Regions from separate parts of the Homo sapiens genome. Here region 1 is linked to region 2. A link is an interaction called in ENCODE POLR2A ChIA-PET data of the cell type or tissue named here. Cell type or tissue: OCI-LY7. All regions are shown on one strand. Each heading gives the region's core, and the rest is flanking DNA. Links, peaks and the distances in the headings are about the cores only. Region 1 holds the start of LOC105375059 (a long non-coding RNA gene). Region 2 overlaps USP49 (ubiquitin specific peptidase 49).

What was found. ChIA-PET counts read pairs that join two places held together with the same protein. Peaks named below come from ENCODE experiments on the same cell type or tissue, not always from the same donor. Only the 100,000 strongest peaks of a DNase experiment are listed, where the experiment ranks them.
Region 1: POLR2A ChIA-PET joins it to region 2 with 5 read pairs; 6 of 35 experiments call an interaction of 5 or more read pairs at or near these places.

The regions. Positions count from the first base shown.
Region 1 is chr6:41,990,895-42,003,107 of GRCh38, reverse strand. LOC105375059 (a long non-coding RNA gene) reads right to left here and starts at 6,963. Exons shown (of 5, transcript XR_001744119.2): 1 at 5,691-6,963. It also overlaps a transcript of CCND3 not described here. In OCI-LY7, for the core only: no CTCF peak of the experiment used is centred there; no DNase peak of the experiment used is centred there; H3K27ac peaks cover 283 bases.
Region 2 is chr6:41,792,821-41,803,657 of GRCh38, reverse strand. It overlaps USP49 (ubiquitin specific peptidase 49), which reads left to right. Exons shown (of 8, transcript NM_001286554.2): 6 at 3,720-3,828; 7 at 4,729-4,934; 8 at 6,935-10,837. The coding sequence ends at 7,125. Among named protein-coding and RNA genes, the nearest start is that of TOMM6, 11 kb to the right of the region's middle. RefSeq lists a silencer at 1,893-2,187. In OCI-LY7, for the core only: no CTCF peak of the experiment used is centred there; no DNase peak of the experiment used is centred there.

The DNA.
Region 1 (12,213 bases), core at 3,997-8,996, 200 kb before region 2:
TCACCTCAACCTCTGCCTCCCAGGTTCAAGTGATTCTCCTGCCTCAGCCTCCCAAGTAGCTGGGATTACAGGCATGTGCCACCACACCCAGCTAATATTGTATTTTTAGTAGACACAGGGTTTCTCCATGTTGGTCAGGCCGGTCTCAAACTCCCAACCTCAGGTGATCTGCCTGGCTTGGCCTCCCAAAGTGCTGGGTTTACAGGCATGAGCCACCCCACCCGGCCTCTCTTTTCTTTCTTTTTTGTGTTTTTGAGATGGAGTCTAGCTCTGTTGCCCAGGCTGGAGTGCAGTATCGTGACCTTGGCTCACTGCAAGCTCTGCCTCCCGGGTTCACGCCATTGTCCTGCCTCAGCCTCCCGAGTAGCTGGGACCACAGGTGCCCGCCACCACACCAGGCTAATTTTTTGTATTTTTTTAGTAGACATGGTATTTCACCACGTTAGCCAGGATGGTCTCAATCTCCTGATCTTGTGATCCACCCGCCTCGGCCTCCCAAAGTGCTGGGATTACAGGCGTGAGCCACCACGCCCAGCCCTCTCTTTTCTAATACATGCACTTAAGGCTATATATTTCCCTGTAAGTGTTGTTTTAGCTGCATTGTATAAGTTTGCTTTCTTTATTGAATGTACATATCATAAAATAAATACATAGTTTTTTTTTTTTTTGAGATGGAGTCTTGTTCTGTTGCCCAGGCTGGAGTGCAGTGGCACAATCTGGGCTCACTGTAGCCTCCCAAGTTCAAGCAATTCTCCTGCCTCAGCCTCCTGAGCAGCTTGAACTACAGGCATGCACCACCACACCCAGCTAATTTTTGTATTTTCAGTAGAGATAGGATTTTACTATGTTGGCCAGGCTGGTCTCGAACTTCTGACCTCAAGTGATCCGCCCACCTCGGCCTCCCAAAGTGCTGTGATTACAGGTGTGAGCCACCATGCCTGGCCAAAATACACAGATCTTAAGTCTACAGTTCTATGAATTTTTTTTTTTTTTAAAGAAAGTTTTGCTCTTCTCACCCAGGCTGGAGTACAATGGCGCTTTCTCAGCTCACTGCAACCTCTGTCTCCCAGGTTCAAGTGATTCCCCTGCCTCAGCCTCCCAACTAGCTGGAATTACAAGCATGCACCACCACGACTGGTTAATTTTTGTATTTTTCATAAGGAAGGGGTTTCACCATGTTAGCCAGGCTGGTCTTGAACTCCTGACCTCAGGTGATCCACCCACCTCAGCCTCCCAAAGTTCTGGGATTATAGGCATGAGCTACCGTGCCCGGCCCTATGAATTTTGACAAATGTAAACATTCACATCCATGTTGCCATCATCTGAATCAAAATATGGGACAGTTCTATTATCCTAGAAAGTTTCAGGCACACTCCGCCCCCCGCCCCGCTTTTTTTGAGATGGAGTCTTGCTGTGCTGCTCAGGCTATCCTTGAACTCCTGAGCTCAAGTGATCCTTCTACCTCAGCCACCCAGTAGCTGCGATTACAGATGTGCACCACTGCTTCCTGCCCATGGGGCCCATTTTGGTTCAGTCTCTTTTTTATCACCAGAGTTTACCCCTGTTAAGACTATACATGTATAGAACCTCATCTAAAAAGAATCATGCAGTATCAATTCTCTTTGTGCCTGGCTTCTTTCACTTAGTATATGTGGTATGTGTTAGCAACCTGTTCCTTTTTATTGCTAACTTGTATTGCATTGTATGGATGTATATGCACTATTTGTTTATCCATTCTCTTGTTGATAGACATTTGGGATGTTTCTAGCTTTTGACTATTAGCACCTATGTATATCCTTGAGCAAGTCTTTTGTAGACATACGTTTTCATTTCTTCTGGGGAGGTACCTATAAGCTTTTTTTTTTTTTTTTTTGAGATGGGGTCTTGCTCTGTTGCCCAGGCTGGAGTGCAGTGGCGTGATCTGGGCTCACTGCAACCTCCACCTCCTAGGTTCAAGCAATTCTTGTGCCTCAGCCTCCCCAGTAGCTGGGACTACAGATGCACCACCATGCCTGGCTAAATTTTTGTATTTTTAGTAGAGATGGGGTTTCACCATGTTGGCCAGGCTGGTCTTGAACTTCTGACCCCAGGTGATCTGCCCGCCTCGGCCTCCCAAAGTACTGGGATACAGGCGTGAGCCACCGTGCCTGACCTATAGATGTCCTATAAGTTTTAATATGTGATATTTTCATTATCATTTAAGTTTTAGTTCTTGAAAAGTTTCCATTAAAGATTTGTTTCATGGCCAGGCGTGGTGGCATGCCTGTAATCCCAGCACTTTGGGAGGCCGAGGCAGGCGGATCACCTGAGGTCGGGAGTTCGAGACCAGCCTGACCAACATGGAGAAACCCCGTCTCTACTAAAAATACAAAATTAGCTGGGCATGGTGGCACATGCCTGTAATCCCAGCTACTAGGGAGGCTGAGGCAGGGGAATCGCTTGAACCTGGGAGGCAGAGGTTGTGGTGAGCCGAGATTGCGCCATTGCGCTCCAGCCTGGGCAACAAGAGTGAAACTCCGTCTCAGAAAAAAAAAAAAAAAAAAGATTCGTTTCACCCAGTTATTAGAAAGTATGTTTTCAGGCCGGGCGCGGTGGCTCACGCTTATAATCCCAGCACTTTGGGAGGCCGAGGCAGGCGGATCACGAGGTCAGGAGATCGAGACCACGATGAAACCCTGTCTCTACTAAAAATACAAAAAATTAGCCGGGTGTGGTGTCGGGCGCCTGTAGTCCCAGCTACTCGGAGAGGCTGAGGCAGGAGAATGGCGTGAACCCGAGAGGCGGAGCTTGCAGTGAGCCGAGATCGCGCCACTGAACTCCAACCTGGGCGACAGAGACTCTGTCCCAAAAAAAAAAAAAAAAAAAAAAAAAAAGTATGTTTTCAAATTTCCACGAGACTTGATGATTTCTAACTTTCTTGGATTTTGGTCCTTTAATATAATCTCTATAATACTGATTTTTTTTGAAATGTTTTTGAGACTTGCTTTATGACCTAGTATGTAGTAAATTTGTACCTTGAAAAGAATGTGTATTCTCCAATACACATATGCACACACACATACACAGGCCTATATAAATATATCTACATCACTTTGATCAAGCTTATGGTGAAATCATCTAAATCCCTACCGAATTTTGTGTGCCCTCTCTATCAATTACTGCAAAAGATGTATTAAAATATCCTACTCCGATGGTGGATTTATTTTATTTTATTTTAGTGACAGGGTCTCATTCTGTCTCCCAGGCTGGAGTGCAGTGGCACGATCATAGCTCACTGCAAACTCAAACTTCTAGGCTCGAAGAATCCTCCTGCCTCAGCCTCCAAAGAAGCTGGGACTGTAGGTGCATACCACCATGTCCGGCCTTTTAAATTTTTTGTAGAGATGACGTCTCACTATGTTGACAGGCTGATCTCAAACTCCTGGGCTCAAGTGATCCTCCAGCCTTGGCTTCCCTAAGTGCTGGGATTATAGGTGTGAGCCATGAGCCACCAAGTTTAGCTTTATGTATTTTGTACCTTTGTTATTTGCGAGATGGAAATTTATAATTATTATATTATTATAGGAAACAAATTATTATTGTATCAAAATTTAGAATAATTATCGGCCAGGCACGGTGGCTCATGCCTGTAATCCCAGCACTTTGGGAGGCCGAGGCAGGTGGATCACCCATCTCTACTGAAAATACAAAAATTAGCCGGGCATGGTGGTGGGTGCCTGTTATCCCAGCTACTTGGGAGGCTGAGGCAGGAGAATCACTTGAACCCAGGAGGCGGAGGTTGCAGTGAGCCGAGATTGTGCCATTGCACTCCAGCCCGGGCAGCAAGAGTGAAACTCCATCTGGCAAAATACTCAGATCTTAAGTCTATAGTTCTATAAATTTTTTTTTTTCGAGACAGAGTTTTGCTCTTATTGCCTAGGCTGAAGCGCAATGGCGCTATCTCAGCCACCATGCCCAGCCACAGCACAAATTCTGATGGGTTTACATCCTACGTTGGCCACTTCTAGCTGTGGGACCTTGGGCAAGTTACTTAATCTTTTTATGTCAGTTTTCTCATCAGTAATATAAGGATAGTAATACCTCTCTGGGTTTTAGATTAAGGAAGTTAATATAATAAAAAGCATAGACCAGCCAGGCGGGGTGGCTCACACCTGTAATCCCGGCACTTGGGGAGGCCGAGGCGGGCGGATCACCTGAGGTTGGGAGTTTGAGACCAGCCTGACCAACATGGAGAAACTCCATCTCTACTAAAAATACAAAATTAACCAGGTGTGGTGGCACATGCCTATAATCCCAGCTGCTCAGGAGGCTGAGGCAGGAGAATCACTTGAACCCCGGAGACAGAGGTTGCGGTGAGGCAAGATCGCACCATTGCACCCCAGCCTGGACAACAAGAGCGAAACTCTGTCTCAAAAAAAAAAAATAATAATGCATAGACCAGGGACTGGCATGATGTAAGTGCTATAAAATTTTGGGTATCAGCTGGGCACGGTGGCTCACGCCTGTAATCCCAGCACTTTAGGAGACCGAGGCAGGCGGATCACCTGAGGTCAGGAGTTCGAGACCAGCCTGGCCAACATGGTGAAACCCCGTTGGCCAGGCGTGGTGGTTGGCACCTGTAATCCCAGCTACTCAGGAGGCTGAGGCAAGAGAATCACTTGAACCCGGGAGGTGGAGGTTGCGGTGAGCTGAGATTGCACCATCACACTTCAGCCTGGGGGACAAAAGCAAGACTTCGTCTCAAAAAAAAAAAAAAAATTGGATATTGTCACATTAAGGAAAAGAAAATGGTCACTTGAAATTCTTTTTTTTTTTTTTTTGAGGTGGAGTCTCGCTCTGCCGCCCAAGCTGGAGTACAGTGGTGCGATCTCAGCTTTCTGCAACCTCCGCCTCCCAGGTTCAAGTGATTCTCATGCCTCAGCTTCCTGAATACCTGGGATTACAGCCATATGCCACCACATCCAGTTTATTTTGTATTTTTAGTAGAGATGGGGTTTCACCATGTTGGCCAGGCTGGTCTTGAACTCCTGACCTCAAGTGATCTGCTTGCCTTGGCCTCCCAAAATGCTGGGATTACAGGAGCGCCACCACGCCCGGCTAATTTTTGTAATTTTTTTTTTTTTTTTTTTAGTAGATACTGGGTTTTGCCATGTTGGCCAGCTGATCTTGAACTCCTGACCTCAGGTGATCCACCCGCCTCAGCCTCCCAAAGTGCTGGGATTACAGACATGAGCCATTGTGCCTGGCTGTTACCTGAAATTCTAAAATTCCAGTTGGGAATGGACCTTAGAGATGATTGGATTTAATCTCTACATCCCCATGGGGCTCTTCTGGGTGGTGGTGAAGCACATCCAGCCAGATTCTCATGCCATAACTGGGTTGTTTTTGAGGTCTCACTGTGTTGCCGGGGCTGGTCTTAAACTCCTGGGCTCAAGTGATCCTCTTATCTTGGCCTCCTGAGTAGCTGAGACCACAGGCATATGCCACTGTGCCTGGCTCCTTCCTGGTTTTGAGCTCCCACTTTGGCTTTAAGCTGTTTGGTAAAGTAGGTAAAATTTATTGTAATGGCCTCTTAAATGAGGAAGAGGCCATTATAATTTACCCATTACCCAGCCCTTGTCCCCTTGCCGGTTTTGCTCCCAATCTACCTTTTCTACCCCAGATAACTCACACTATTTCCCACTACTCACATCTTCACTCTGCCACCTGCTTCCTACTGCACCTTAGTTCTCTTGAGTCTCTGTTCCTGAGTCAGATTCTGCATGCCTGTTAAGGTGCCAACTAGTTACTCTGATAAGCTAATTCCTCTGAAAGTACTAACTGGAGACAGTGCAAAGGTTGCTGCTTCATACAAAGGTGCATTATGACATGGGTCTTTCCAGAGAAAATGCGCTGCCCTTTGAGTCCTGGTCTGTGGGAGGAAGAGATGGAACAGCATTCAAGCTAGGAAGTCAGAAGAGAGTATTAGATCATCAGCCTCCTTTGTCAAAGAAGACAGGTCCTTTCTGTGCATCCGTTGTGTGGGCTGGCTGGGGACAGACAGGGATACTGGCAGGGATGTGGCAGGGACATTTGATAATATCTTTCTAGGTGCAGGCCTAGTTGCTGGAGGGGGTGGGCAGCAGGATATAAAAATGGGTAAGATGGCCAGGTGCTGTGGCTCACGCCTGTAATCCCAGCACTTTGGGAGGCCAAGGCGGGAGGATCATGAGGTCAAGAAATAGAGACCAGCCTGGCCAACATGGTGAAATCCTGTCTCTACTAAAAATACAAAAATTAGCTGGACATGGTGGCGCACACCTGCAGTCCCAGCTACTTGGGAGGCTGAGGCAGGAGAATCGCTTGAACCTGGGAGGTGGAGGTTGCAGTGAGCCGAGATTGTGCCACTGCACTCCAGCCTGGCAACAGGGCAAGACTCCGTCTCAAAAAAAAAAAAAGGTAAGATTTTTCCCTACCTTCAAGGATTGAGGGAAATGTTAACTACACCGGTAATAAATACACTATAAACTATGATAAATGGTAGAAGAGACATAAGTGAGACTGTAGATAAAAGTGAGCAGTCTATGCAAACTGGAAGTTTTGAAAGGCTTCGTAGAAAGGCTGATGGTGGCCTTAGACCCACATATGAGGAAGATTTTTACAAAATATAAATATATCAGGCTGGGCGCGGTGGCTTACACCTGTAATCCCAGCACTTTGGGAGGCCGAGGCGAGCGGATCACTTGAGGTCAGGAGTTCAAGACCAGCCTGGCCAACATGGTGAAACCCCATCTCTACTGAAAATATGAAAATTAGCCGGACATGGTGGCGTGTGCCTGTAATCCCAGCTACTCAGGAGGCTGAGGCTGGAGAATCACTTGAACCCGGGAGGCGGAGGTTGCAGTGAGCCGAGATCATGCCAGTGCACTCCAGCCTGGGTGACAAGAGTGAAAGTCCATGTCAAACAAACAAACAAACAAACAAAAAAAATATATATATATATATTATATATATATATATGAGAGCAGATTCTCTACTAATACTAGAAACTCTACAAATAATAGAATACAGAAAGAAAAGAAAATCCTCTACCGTCTTCCTATTCAGGGCAACTTCTGTTATCTCCAGATGATAGGATTTGGGGTGATTTCTGTTCTCTGTACATTTATGTATTTTAAAAAAATTTTATTAACATTTTAAAATTTATAACTTAAAATTTTTAGTATTATTAAAAAGAAATAGAGACAGGGTCTCTCTGTGTTGGCCAGGTTGGTCTTGAACTCTTGGTCTCAAACAGTCCTCCTGCCTCGGCCTCCCAAAGTGTTAGGATTGCAGGCGTGAGCCACTGTGCCCAGATCGTTTATGTATTTTTATCTCTCGTGTGTTTTAGAATAAAAAGAGCACATATTTATAAAAACAAAATTTAATGCCCAAAGACAACTCAGTGCTAACATTTTAGCATATTGTCCTCCTAGTCTTTTTGCAATACACAATTTTATCATTCCATTTATACAATTGTTTATACTGCTTTTTTCAATTTCTCAGCATTTGTCCTGTTTATTAGAAATACTTTGGGCATGTGCAGTGGCTCACGCCTGTAATCCCAGCACTTTGGGAGGCCAAGGCGGGCAGATCACAAGATCAGGAGTTCGAGACCAGGCTGGCGAATATAGTGAAACTCCATCTCTACTAAAAGTACTAAAATTAGCCGGGTGTGGTGGTGGGTGCCTGTAGTCCAAGCTACTTGGGAGGCTGAGGCAGGAGAATTGCTTGAACCCTGGAGGTGGAGGTGGCAGCGCGCTGAGATCGCACCACTGCACTCCAGCCTGGGCGACAGAGCAAGACTGCACCCCACCCCCCACAAAAAAGAAAAACCTCATACATATAACTGAGTGGTTGTGGGATGTAGTTTATATAGCCATTTCCCTCCCATTGGACTGTAAGGTTGTTTACAAATTTTTTGCTATAATAAATAACCATTTGTATGTTCTTATGCATAAATAAAAATTTTAACTAATATACTTTATTTATTTATTTATTTTTGTTTATCTATTTTTGAGACGGAGTCTCACTCTGTCGCCCAGGCTGGAATGCAATGGCACGATCTCGGCTGACTGCAACCTCCGCCTCCTGGGTTCAAGTGATTCTCCTGCCTCAGCCTCCCGAGTAGCTGGAATTACAGGCGGCTGCCACCACGCCTGGCTAATTTTTGTATTTGTAGTAGAGACGGGGTTTCACCATGTTGGCCAGCCTGGTCTGGAACTCCTGACCTCGTGATCTGCCCACCTCGGACTCCCAAAGTGCTGAGATTACAAGCATAAGCCACCGCGCCCGGCCTATATTTTATTTTTTTAGAGTAGATTTGGTTCACAGCAAAATTGAGCTGCAAAAGTACAGAGTTCCCATATAATTCCTACGCCATACATGCACAGCTTCCCTCACTATTGACACCCTGCACCCTAGTGATGTATTTGTTACAGGTGATGAACCTACGTTGATATATTATCACTGAAAGACCAGCATTTACCTTAGGGTTCACTTTTGGTGTCCATTCTTTGGTTTTTGACAAACATATGACATGTATCCACCATTGTAGTAATATACAGAATACTTTCACTACCCTAAAAATCCTCTGTGCTCTGTTTGTTTGTCTCATGCTTTCCCCTAATTCCTGGGAACCACTGGTCTTTTTGCTCCCTCCATAGTTTGGCCTTTTCCAGAATGTCATCTACAATCATGCATCACTTAATGAGGGGGGTATGTTCTGATAAACGAGTTGTCAGGTGATGTTGTCATTGTGTGAACATCATCGAGTGTACTTACACAAACCTAGATGGAATAGCCTCCTACACCCCTAGACTATATGGGATAGCCTATTGCTCCTAAGCTACAAACCTGTATAGCAGGTTACTGTACTGAATTCTGTAGGCAACTGTAACACAATGGCAAGTAGTTTGTCTATCTAGAGGTGGAAAAGGTAGAGTAACAATAAGATATTATAACCTCATGGGACCACCGTCATATATGCAGTCCATTGTTGACCGAAAACTGTGTGGCATATGACTGTATTTGGAGTCATCTAGTATGAAGCTTTTTCAGATTGGCATTCTTCACTAAGTAATATCCACTTAAGTTTTCTCTATGTCTTTTCATGGCTTGATAGCTCTTTTTTTTTTTTTTTTTTTTTTTTTTTTTTTTTTTTTAAGACAAGAGTCTGTCGCTCTGTCACCCAGGCTGGAGTGCAGTGGTGTGATCTTGGTTGACTACAACCTCCACCTCCCGGGTTCAAGCTATTCTCCTGCCTCAGCCTCCCAAGTAGCTGGGATTATGGGTACCCACCACCATGCCCAGCTAATTTTTTGTATTTTTAGTAGAGACAGGTTTCAGTATGTTGGCCAGGCTGGTCTCAAACTCCTGACCTCGTGATAGTGAACCACTGCACCCAGCCAGCTTTTTTTTTGGAGGCCGAGGTGGGCGGATCATCTGAGGTCAGAAGTTCAAGACCAGCCTGGCCAAATCGTGAAACCCCATCTGTATTGAAAATACAGAAATTAGCTGGGGATGGTGGCGCATGCCTGTAATCCAGTTACTCCAGAGGCTGAGGCAGGAGAACTGCTTGAACCCAGGAGGCAGAGGCTGCAGTGAGTTGAGATGGTACCACTGCACTCCAGCCTGGGCAACAGAGCAAGACTCCATCTCAAAAAAAAAAAAAAAAAAAGAAGACATGAGCTTAACAAATATATTGATATATGGGAAAATGTTCAACATCACTAATCATCAGGGAAATCCAAGTAAAACCACAATGAGGTATCATCTATGCTGTGAGGATGAGGAGAAAAGGGATCTCATAGACGGTTGGTGGGAATATAAACTATTGCAGCCACTATAGCAAACATTATGGAGTTTCCTCAAAAAACTGTAAATCAGACCAGGTATGGTGGTTTCCACCTGTAATCCCAGAGCTTTGGGAGGCCAAGGTGGGGAGATCACTTGGAGCCAGGAGTTCAAGACCATTTTAAGCAACACATCAAGACCCTGTCTCTACAAAACATTTTTAAGCCAGGCATGATATAGTGTGCCTATAGTCTTGTTACTTAGGGGCTTAGGTGTGAGGATTGCCTGAGCCCAGGAGTTCAAGGCTACAGAGAGCTATGATTGTACAACTGCACTCCAGCCTGGATGAAAGAGTGAGACTCCATCTTTAAAAACAAAAATAAAAACAAGGCCAGGCACAGAGGCTCATGCTTGTAACCTCAGCACTTTGGGAGGCTGAGACAGGAGGATTGCTTGAGGGAGGACGAGATTGCAGTGAGCCATGATAGTGGAACCATACTCTAGCCTAGGTGACAGAGCGAGACCCTGTCCCAAGATAGATAAAATATTGCTGGGTGTTGTGGCTCACACCTGTAATCCCAGCACTTTGGGAGGCCGAGACCAGTGTATCACAAGGTCAGGAGTTCGAGACCAGCCTGGCCAACATGGTGAAACCCCGTCTGTACTAAAAATACAAAAATTAGCTGGGCGTGGTGGCGCATGCCTGTTATCCCAGCTACTTAGGAGGCTGAGGCAGGAGAATTGTCTGAACCCGGGAGGTGGAGGTTGCAGTGAGCCACTGCACTCCAGCCTGGCACAGAGCAAGACTCCATCTAAAAAAAAAAAAAAAAACCGGCTGGGTGTGGTGGCTCATGCCTGTAATCCCAGCACTTTGGGGGCTGAGGCAGGAGGATTACTTGAGGTCAGGGGTTTGAGACCAGCCTGCCCAACATGGTAAAACCACGTCTTTACTAAAAATGCAAAAATTAGCCGGGCATGGTGGCAGGCACCTGTAATCCCAGCTACTTGGGAGGCTGAGGCATGAGAATCTCTTGAACCCAGGAGGTGGAGGTTGCAATGAGCTGAGATCATGCCACTGCACTCCAGCCTGGGCGACAGAGTGAGACTTCTTCTCAAAAATTAAAAAATAAATAAAACAAAAAAACTACAAATCAAACTACCATATGATCCAGCAATCCCACTACTGGGCATTTATCCAAAGGAAAGGAAATCAGTATATTGACGAGACATCCACACCTCCGTATTTATTGCAGCGCTATTGACAACAATCAAGATATCGAATCAACCTTGGTGTCCAACAGCTGATGAATGGATGAAGAAAATGTGGCACGTACACAATGGAATTCTTTTCAGCCATAAAAAAGAATGAAATCCTGTCATTTATGTCACCGTGGATGAAACTGAGGACATTATGTGAAGTCAGATAAACCAGGAATAGAAAGTTAAACACCGCATGTTCTCACTCACACGTGGAAGCTTTAAAAAGCTGATGTCATAGAAGGAAAAAGTAGAACAGAAAATACTAGAGGATGGAAAGGGGAGGGGAAAGGAAGCATAGGGAGAGATTTGTTAAAGGTTACAAAATTACAGCTACATAGGAGGAATAAGTTCCAGTGTTCTATGCCACTGTTGGAATGACTACAGTTAAGAATAATAATAATAGTTTCAAACAGCTAGGTGGAGGATACTGAATGCTCCCAAAACAAACAAAATGACAAATGTTTGAGATGATGGATATGCTAATTACTCTGATCACTGTACACTATATGTATTGAAACATCACTATGTACCCCATAAATATGTACAATTATTATGTATCAATTAAAAAATACAATTATACTAAATTAAAAAGAAACAAACTGGTGCATCCAGACAATGGAGTATTATTTTGTGGTAAAAAGAAATGAGCTATCAGCTGAGCTATGTACCTGAGCGGGGCTGGGCATGGTGGCTTACGCCTATAATCCCAGCACTTTGGGAGACCAAGGCGGGTGGATCACCTGAGGTCAGGAGTTTGAGACCAGCCTGGCCAACATGGTGAAACCTTGTCTCTACTAAAAATACAAAAATTAGCCGGGTGTGGTGCCACATGCCTGTAGCCCCAGCTACTTGGGAGGCTGAGGCAGAAGAATCGCTTGAACCCAGGAGGCAGAGGTTGCAGTGAGCTGAGATCACGCCATTGCACTCCAGTCTGGGCAACAAGAGGGAAATTCCGCCTTAAAAAAAAAAAAAAGTTTTCCCAGCACCATTTCTTGAAGAGACTATCCTTTCCCCAGTGAGTGTTCTTGGCACCTTTGTCAAAAATCAGTTGGCTAAGCCGGGGCAGTGGCGCACACCTGTAATCCCAGCACTTTGGGCGGCTGAGGTGGGCGGATCACCTTAGGTCAGGGGTTCAAAACC
Region 2 (10,837 bases), core at 5,838-10,837:
TCTAAAAACAAAAAACATGGACTTGTTTTAATTATGTATTAAAAAACAAAACAAGGCTGGGCGTTGTGGCTCACGCCTGTAATCCCAGCATTTTGGGAGGCCAAGGCGGACAGATCACTTGAGGTCAGGAGTTTGAGACCAGCCTGACCAACATGGTGAAACCCTGTCTCTACTAAAAATACAAAAATTAGCTGGGCATAGTGGCAGATGCCTGTAATCCCAGCTACTCGGGAGGCTGAGGCAGGAGAATCGGTTGAACCCAGGAAGCGGAGGGTGCAGTGAGCCAAGATTGCGCCATTGCACTCCAGCCTGGGCAACAGAGCAAGACTCCGTTTCAAACAACAACAACAACAACAACAAATGAAACAAAGACCTAGGAGTTGATTGACCTCCTGATTGACATTAGTTGTCATCTTGGAAGGGATTTTAAAGTTGTGGCTCCTGAAATGGGGACTCTGAGAATGTTAGTACTTAGCTTCTTAGTGCTGTGGGGCTGCTGCTTAAATTCATGAATGTAGAGTCTGACAGTTCTTACTTAATCTAAACCCAGATGGTATAGCCTTTCTGAAGGGTGCGATATCAGAAAAGCAAGCTTTTGTACTGAACTGGTAGACTTAATGTCTGTCAAAAGTGATGCTAAAGATTGGTACAGTGGAACCAAGAAAGCAAGTCTTAAGGTGCATTGCTCAGTGGCAGCTTCATGAAATATTTTCTGCATTTTGTTTTTATTGTTCACATGCCTGAAAAGTTCACATTTCAGAGAGGGTCATACGGAAGTATTTCTGTGTTGTCTGTAATTTTAAAATGGAACTCTTACATATGGTTACAGAGGCATGTTATCAGGGTCCTTCCATCTTGCCACACTAACACTTAATGCTTCTGCTAATCCAGTATGGACAGAGGAAATGCAGAACAAATATGTGGATGCTTATGTTTGGGGTTTGTGGCATATATAGATTTGGAAACTAAAAGTATAAAGTTAATGGACTGTGCAGAGACCTAGAAATCAATTTTCAGTCACATAATAGTTTAGATTACCAGTTTTGAAGAAAAAAAAAATCTTAGGCCAGGTGCAGTGGCTCACGCCTGTAATCCCAGGACTTTGGGAGACCCCAAGGTGGGCGCCACTGCACTCCAGCCTGGGTGACAGAGCGAGATGCTGTCTCAAAAAAAAAAAATAAATAAAAAATAAATAAATAAATAAATAAATAAATAAATAAATAAATAAAATAAAATAAAATAAAATAAAAAATAAAATAAAATAAAATAAAATAAATTGTGGGAAACCTGTTCCGCTCTTTGAAGAATCAGAACAAAAATCAAAAGTCAGGCTTGAGGCCAGGTGTAGTGGCTCATACCTGTAATCCCAACACTTTGGGAGGCCAAGGCAGGAGGATTGCCTGAAGCCAGGAGTTTGAGACCAGCCTGGTGGCATAGCAAGACCTCTTTTAGGGAAAATAAAAACAAAAACAAAAACCACAAAGTTATGCTCGATATCATTTTGCCATTTCAAAACAAAATTTGAAATTTTATACCTGGTTAACTATAGACTCACCTATCCTGTTCCATTTTGAGATACAGAGTCAGGTGAATCAAATTGTTTCATTAGAGTAATATTTAAAAAAAAAAAAACAGTGATTCCTGAAGCCTTTTACTTGTAAGGAACAAAAGAATATTAACAGCTTTAACTCCATCATTTTTGGATATGATAGATTAGGCAAGAAATAACTTTTGTTTATCTTTACAAGAAAGGATTGTTCTTTGGTTGTCAGATATGCCAATTTATCAGGATTTCTCTAGGCAAGTACAAATAATGGCAGAGAAGGAAACCTATGGTGAGGGGATGAGATGCATTGATCTGTTGCCTGTGAAGTTTCAAAACTGTCAGTCTTCTACCTGTCTTCCTGGCCAGCTTAATGAAATGGAGACAGAACTGATCAATCTCAGTTGAATCAGTAATTTCTTTTTCTTTGTGAATTTCATTTTAGGGAAACAAAGCCTGACTCTATATTGTCTTCATCTTAGCTCACATACTCCCTCTGCTGAAGGTGGCAGTCACTGCCAGGATTCCTAGCCAGAGCTGCAGTAATTTTCAAAAAAATGGTGAATAGGAATATAAAATAAGGCCAAGCCCCTCTGTGAATTCCATTTCTGTTCATGCCCCCACGTATTGTGACGACTACACCCTGGTAAAAGCTTCTCCTATGGCACACTCATTCTGATGCAGTCTATTATGAGAAGTTACACCTCCACATCCTATTGTCACAGAAAGCTCTGTGATACATCATCTGGCTGTGATTTGCTACCTTTCATGAGTAGTACAGACAGGACTTGGAATCAGATGCCCAGCTGCTCTTCAAACACTGAGCCCATGATATCAACAGCTCAAGACAATTAACAGGGACTGCAGTAGACCACTAATTTTCTACTCTCATCCATTTACCAATTTAATATAACAAAACAGTCATCAGTAAATGGTTACAGGAAAGGCTTCTGATAGAAACTAAGAGAACTCTATTTCCATTATTTATTTGCTGAAATTTAGAAATGCATTTCCTCAAGGCTGGGCACAGTGGGCTCACACCCATAATCCCAACACTTTGGGAGGCCAAGGTGGGAGGACTGCTTGAAGCCAGGACTTCGAGAAATGCATTTCCCCCACAGTTAGAAACAAAATTAGAGACTGATCACTGGTTCTGCTTTGGAGTAGATGAATTTAGCCTACCTGTCAGCTTTGTCCTTGCATGTCCAGCAATGTGCTTTTATCTAGGAAATATGTTTCAAAAACTACGCACAGCATAAAAATATAAAACAGTTTATTTTCTAAATGTTTGAATATGCCATAAGCAAATCATGCTAAAGAAAAAAATGTGTTTAAATACTCTATCATTTAGTAATCTTATCCTTTTTTTCCTAAGCCTGAAAGATATGCATTATTTCCTATTTTACTGGTGAGGAAACTGAGGTTCAGAGTTTTGAATAACTTATCCATTAGCACACAACTAGTTGTGAGCAGGAAGTAGAATTAGGCTTACCTAGTGCAAACAAAAAGCTTTTTAAAATCATATTGTGGGGTATCATAATTGAAGTTATAAGCCATTGTGAAGACATGGAACCTTAACATATGCTTCTACTCTATGTGCTTGCTGCTGCACGTTCCATTATATTCCATTATACGCAAAGTTGCTGATGGCAAAAATTGGAAAGATTTGAGTTGCTTGTAACAGTCGACCCAAATAACAATGACTTAAAATGAGAGATTTTATTGTTCTGTTACATAAAACAAGTCTGAAGGACATTCAGGGCCAGCATGGTGGCTGCATGGTCATCAGTGACCCAAGCTATTTCTGTTTTCTGTTTTACTATCCCATTGCAAGACTTCTGTCTTCAAAGTTACCTTTTGGTCCAGGAGGAATTCCAGCAGTTTCAGATAGTGGGAAGGCCAAAGGGATGTGCCTTACAACTGAGTCAGCCCTGTCTAAGCAGAGTCCCACACAGTCATTCCTTTCATCTTAGCCAGAACTTCCATGGCCACACCATGCAGGCGTGTGAAGCTGGGAAATGCAGTCATAAAGAGTGTCACATTGCGCCCCCCAAAAAATTGAGGTTCAGATACTGAGAAATATGGAGAATGCATATTGAATGGCAAGTCACTGTCTCTGCCATAGCTAGAAAAAACTCCTCACAACCTATGTCTTATACCTTCCCAAACCACATAGGCAAACGACGAAAATCCAATCCCAAACCCCTTGTTCTGAGTGAAGCTAGAAAGCAGTTAATGATCTACAGACTACCTCAGGTTCTCCGGCTGCACCTTAAAAGATTCAGGTGAGCTTGCTGTGGGAGTCCCAGCTGGGTGAGAGCTGTGGGAATAGCTGCTCCAAAGGCTTTGGTGAGGGCAAATGTCTTCTATGGTGTTGGGAGGGGAAGCCTGTTCACTTGAGACCTCGTGTTTTCCATGGAGATTAAACTGTTCACATCCACTAAGGCAAATTGATGTGGGAGCCCAGCAGGACTGGGCTTTTGCTCTCATGCTCCTGTGTAATTAATTATCCAGCCTGCACTGGGTGTCTGTGCTTAAAGATTTTCTAGCCTGGCTTGGACTTATGTAGATTCATCTTCAGGATGAAGTATAAAATAATCTGCAAAAGAAGCACAGGCAGGAAACTACAAAAAGACTGTTGCTTGAATTGCTTGTTTAGGGATCTCTAGGTTTAGAGTACTTCATGGAACATTAACAGCAAATAAATGGGCCAGGCGCAGTGGCTCATGACTGTAACCCTAGAACTTTGGGAGGCCAAGGTAGGCAGATTGCTTGAGCTCAGGAGTTTGAGACCAGCCTCGGCAACATGGTTAAAACCCTGTCTCTACAAAAAATGCAAAAATTAGCCAGGCATGGTGGTGTGCACCTATAGTCCCACCTACTCGGGAGGCTGAGGTGGGGGGATCACCTGAGCTCGGGAAGGTTGAAGCTGCAGTGAGCCTTTATCAATCACACCACTGCACTGCAGCCTGGGCAACAGAGTGAGACCCTGTCTGAAAATAAATAAATAAATAAATAAATAAATAAATAAATAAGTGTGAACATTGATTACCACCATTTTATTGATGGGAAAACCAAAACCAGAAGGTTAAATTTTCTCAGTTTCCTGTTTTATTAATACCTACCTCTACCTACGATTATATATGCCAGTTTTTACTAGTAACAAGCTTATATCCATGTTCTAGGTGGTCTGGCCGTAATCATCGAGAGAAGATTGGGGTCCATGTCGTCTTTGACCAGGTATTAACCATGGAACCTTACTGCTGCAGGGACATGCTCTCCTCTCTTGACAAAGAGACCTTTGCCTATGATCTCTCCGCAGTGGTCATGCATCACGGGAAAGGGTTTGGCTCAGGACACTACACAGCCTATTGCTACAACACAGAGGGAGGTGCGTGCGCTTTACTCTGTGGGGTGGGGGACACGGAAAGGGGTTGATTTGTCCACATTTTATTGTTTTCCTTTTATTTCCATCCCATGGATTACCTAGAGGGAAATTACATACATCAAAAATCCAGTGGAAAGAATTGTGAAAATTGGGTTGGGCGCCGTGGCTCACACCTGTAATCCTAGCGCTTTGGGAGGCCGCGGTGGGTGGATCACCTGAGGTCAGGAGTTCGAGACCAGCCTGGCCAACATGGTTAAACCCCGTCTCTACTAAAATAGTACAAAAATTAGCCGGGCGTGGTGGTGGGCACTGGTAATCCCAGGTACTCAAGAGGCTGAGGCAGGAGAATCGCTTGAACCTGGGAGGCAGAGGTTGCAGTGAGCCAAGATTATGCCACTGCACTTCAGCCTGGGTGACAGAGCAAGACTCTTATCTCAAAAAAAATAAAAAGAATTATGAAAGTTGGATTCAAATTTTGGGTATATTACTAAGTAACAACATATGGTTGTTCTAAGAATTAAAAGGAACTGACATGTAAAAGTGCTTAGAACAGGACCTAGGCCCTGTGCAATGGCTCACACCTGTAATTCCAACACTTTGGGAGGCAGAGGCGGGAGGATTGCTTGAGGCCGAGGGTTCAAGACTAGCCTGGGCAACATAGCGAGACTGCATCTCTACAAAAAATTTAAAAATTATCCAGGTGTAATGGTGTGCACCTGTGATCCTAGCTACTTGGGAGGCTGAGGTGGGAGAATTGCTCAAGCCCAGGAGTTTGAAGTTGCAATGAGCTATGATTTCACCACTGCATTCTAGCCTGGGCAACAGAGTGAGATCCTGACTCAAATAAATAAATAAGAAGAGCAGTTGCCTACCACATAGTACTTATTCAGTCAGTGTTAGAGGATATTGTAGTATTATCAAAAGTATTGGTTATTGATAATATTACTGTTTTGTGGTAATGCTACTTCTGCACACCCCAGTTTCCTTCTTGGTTATGCAGAAACAGTAGAACCTGTGTAACCTCAAGGAGATATTGTATGAATCTCACTAGCCGCAGCTTATAATAAAGCCGAGAACATTTACTGAGCACTTACTATGTTCTTACTACTTCCCCTGCCATGGGAAGTGTGGGGATGCAAGGGCCCCTCCAAAGGAGCTTTAGGTCCTCATCCTCCAGAGTGGAGTCTTCCAGCTACTGCACTGACTGATGGGCTGCAGATGTGTTTTCAGCTGTTCACTCTTCTTGAACTGCACAGCCCTTGGGGCAGCCAGAGCTTGTGAATAAATACTTTTTTGTTCCTTCTAAATTTTCCTTCATCACTCCCCTCTATTTCCATTTCTCCTCTCCTCCTCCTCTTCCTCCTCATCTCCCCATTGCTTAGCCTGCAGTATCGCAGCTCTTTCTAGAAGGCCCTAGTGGACAATGAAAAAGCCTGAAGAAAACAAAGATAAAAATTGCAGTCAGTCGGCTGGGTGCGGTGGCTCACGCCTGTAATCCCAGCACTCTGGGAGGCCGAGGCGGGCGGATCACGAGGTCAGGAGGTCGAGACCATCCTGGCTAACATGGTGAAGCCCCGTCTCTACTAAAAATACAAAGAATTAGCCGGGCGTGGTGGTGGGCACCTGTAGTCCCAGCTACTCGAGAGGCTGAGGCAGGAGAATGGCAGGAGAATGGCGTGAACCTGGGAGGTGGAGCTTGCAGTGAGCCGAGAACCCACCACTGCACTCCAGCCTGGGTGACAGAGCGAGACTCTGTCTCAAAAAAAAAAAAAAAAAAAAAATTGCAGTCAGTCGATAAGCAGTACCGTGGGGCTTGGTGGGGTTAAAGCCAGTGGATACACAAAAGTCTGTCAGTTTCATTTACCTGTCCCTTCCCCACCAATAATCGAGGGTTGGCTCTATTCAGAACTTCTCTGTCCCTTTCTTCATCTCCTGATTTTGCCTGCTGACTAAAATATGAATTGGGTAGTCATTTTCTCTCTTTTTCTCCTTTGGTTTCCTAGGTTTTTGGGTCCACTGCAATGACTCAAAGCTGAATGTATGCAGTGTCGAGGAAGTGTGCAAAACCCAGGCCTACATCCTTTTTTACACTCAAAGAACAGTGCAGGGCAATGCAAGAATCTCAGAAACCCATCTCCAAGCTCAGGTGCAGTCCAGCAACAATGATGAAGGCAGACCACAGACATTTTCCTGAATGGGAGGCATGTATCAAAGACTGGCTTTTGTGTATTGGTGTCCATACATCTTTCCTCTTATAGGAAATAAGGCTACTGCAGGAACAGATTACTAGGTTTGCCTTGCTGGGTCTAGAGTAGAAGGTGCCAGGTGATTCGTGTCCTGTCGTAAATTTTATAGTCTCTTTCTTTTGAATGAGTTTGGGAGTTCCCTCCTTTCCTAAAAACAAAAGAAGTAACTTCTATGAAGATCCTTTCATCAGTTGCTTCTGAATATAGAGGGATCTGGGTGGAGGAAAGCGGGGCGGGGGGGTAAATCAATCATATCCACACAGGAGAGCAGCCATGTTTTCTCTCCATGATGTGATTCCCCTGCTAATCAGGACCTCCTTGCAGCACCAGAAGAACCCTCCGGATGTGAGCAGTCCTGGACAGAGCACGTGAGGAGGGGCCCTGGGCTAGCAGTTTGCTGGATGGGATTGGCTCCAAGATGGGAGATGAAGTCTAAAGGGTTTATTCCCACAAAGGAAGTAACCTTCAAGGGTTTAAAACAAACTTCCTTTTTTGGGGATAGCAGCTGAAGAGTGGAGTGAGATGCATGGAACAAATTTCCCCATGCAAAGTGGGATGGTTTTCATATGTCATACCCTCCCTACTTGCTGCTGTCATATAATCATTCCATACTTCTGAGACTGGCATGAATACCCCTTCATTCTAAAGAAGGGGCAGGTCATATAAAGAAGCAATAGACTAGCACATGTTCCATGCTGAGCCAAAGGACACTCCTGGCTATCTCAGTTCTGTAGCAGATCCCTGGTTCAGGTCTAGGGCAAGCACATGGTTTGGTTTAAATTGATTCTTAGGTTTTCTCAGAACTCAATTGAGGGTGGGCAGAGATAGCTGATGCTCCAGGGCTTATTGAAGGCCTGTCACCCGTTCTCACTTCAGTGCGGCATGCAGCTTCTTAGCCTGCAGCTTCTTTCTTGCTCCTGGAGAGCTAGAACATTCATGTTCACAGGGTTTGGGAGCTTTTGGTTCTCTAGGGTATGTTAACTGCTTAGGAGTCCACCTCGTACATATCTGAAGAGTTGATTACCAATGGCCTTGACCTGTTTCCTCCCAAATCTGATAATCCCTACTGTTGCTTTACCCCCCATACTCAGTCCATCAGAGAAAAAAACAAGAGTGCCCCGTCCTTTCCCCCAGTGCTAGTAAAATACATCTTCCTTTTTAAATTGGGTCAGTTTCTAAACAGAATGAAATTGCCCAGATAAAAACCCTTGTCCCCATCAGGCACCACTTCATTCTTAGTTCTTCACTTAGATTTGCTGGTGAAAGTGAATGCAAACCCTAACTTTTGTTGCTGTGGTCACTGCAGTGAGCCTCACTCAACCTGTCACTATGAATGCTCATCTTTTGACTGAGTATATCATATTAATGTTTGAATTCAGGTAGAAGTACAGTTGTCACTTGAAGGGAGTAGATGTGGAAGGGCGTTCGGGGAGGAGTGGGAAGTGGGGAAAGCCAGGCTAAAGAATGAGGGTTATAGCTTTAGCAATGTTGATGAGCCACATTTCCCACACAGATCTGTAGCATTTGCTGTTGACCTCTTTTGAGATGAACTCTCCCATAGGCCCTGCCAGGCAGCACTGAGACATGGAGGAAATTCAGACAAAAAATGGCTCACCCTGATAGGGAAGGAGTGACTATATTTTAAATTAAACTTGCTTTTTCCAACACTGTGAGGTTTCTGTAATATTTAGCTTTTATTTGGAAGCGATAGCGTATGGCATTTTTTATGCTGTTTGGTTTATATTGTCTACTGCAGGCTTCTTTGTATAAGCTTTGCCTGGGCTCACCCTCTCCTGGACACTGTTTTAAAGTGTCACCGCTGTCCATGCTGCCAGAGGCTCTGATGTGAAGCTGTACTCTCAAGATCCACGTTTTTAAGTCGGCATGATTAGTAATGACTTTTTGTGGCAATAGAAAAGCCCATTAACTCAAAAAAACCAAGGAGAGTAAAAAGGAAAGGAAACTATGAATCGTGCCTCATCTTTCATTGAATCCTATATTTATTATTCTAGAAAAAAAGAACTTACAAGATAGAGAAGAACTAATAGAGCATCTACTTTACCCCTCAGGCTGTCCAGTGGGGATAATTATTAATAAACATTTAATGGAAAATTCAAAGATCTTCCAATTTAATTTTTAAAAATAGTTTTATACCAAATATTATAAGGATTTATTAAGCAGATTAAGGACTTTGTGAAATAAGTGCTTAACTTAGCTGAGCACGCATATATCAAAGTAATAAAAGAAACTAACATCAGAGTCTCCACTGAGCTACACATTTGTGAAAGGTGCCCACTGCAGTTACAGACACCTCAGGTACCCAGAGGCGGCAGCACTGGACACTTAGGACGTTAGTATTTAAGGAGATTTTTATTAAAGAAGAGTTCCCTGCTGCATAAGCCAATGGCTATTGTGAGGGAAATGTCCCTTTGCCTTTAATTTATTTACGTACTGGGTATAGATGAATGTCTCAGTTGCATCTGAAATTGAATCATTCTAAAGAGAAGAAAATAAGAACCAGGTAAAAACTGACTAGATGCTGCCAAATCAAACCCAAGGTCTCCTAACCGAACCTTAATGGGCCTGCTTCTCTCCCAGGGCAAGTAGTTAAGAGTCTCATTCCAGGAACCCTTTGTAGTTAGTTGGCTGGCATGTTTACTTGCTGCTGTAGCCAGCCAAGATGAGTGCACCTAGGCCCTCAAAAAGGATTTTTTTTTACCTCAATCTAGCCTGACCCTCATATCTGTGGTTGCCTCTGAGACGAACATCCATGCTAGTATAAAAATAGTTAGGAATGCCCTTGGCAGAACTGAAGCTCTTATTAAATGGTGGACAGAGCTCTTGCCAGCTTTGATCCAGCCCCTCAGTCTCGGAGTTATGGGGCAGGGTTGGGGGGCAGTGCTACACTGTAAAGAATTTCCAGGCTGGGCGCGGTGGCTCATGCCTGTAATCCCAGCACTTTGGGAGGCCGAGGAGGGCGGATCACAAGGTCAAGAGATTGAGATCATCCTGGCCAACATGGTGAAACTCCGTCTCTACTAAAAATACAAAAATTAGCTGGGCATGGTGGCACGTGCCTGTAGTCCCAGCTACTTGGGAGGCTGAGGCAGGAGAATCGCTGGAACCCAGGAGGCAGAAGGGGCAGTGAGCCGAGATCGTGCCACTGCACTCCAGCCTGGCGACAGAGCGAGACTCTGTCTTAAAAAAAAAACAAAAACAAAAACAAAAAAAAAAAAAGAATTTCCAGATGTCTCTTAAAATGTCATGAATAAAATTGGAAACTGTAGAAGTGTTAATGTGTCCTATGGACTCAATAGCAGAGTTTATTTTTGTTTTTAATGGCAAGGCTTCTAGAGTCAATGATTGTATGAGTTTGCTACTCTGGCTGTGCTTACAGCTTCATCCAAGTACAAGGGAAGAACCAATGAGGTGGATTGGCTGACAGTGGGGCATGCCCCAGCATAAGCCCTAGAGAGGTCGACAGTAGTGCAGAATGAAAACTTGGTCGGGGATGGCGGGTGGTGGGTGGGAGGAGGGTGGGCTGGCCGGGAGGGAGAAATGGAGTTTGTTCTACTTACTGATAAAGCTTTGTGAACTAATTTTATACAATTCATAAAATTTGGTGCCTTGTACTCAATTACGGTTTGCATGGAATTGAAA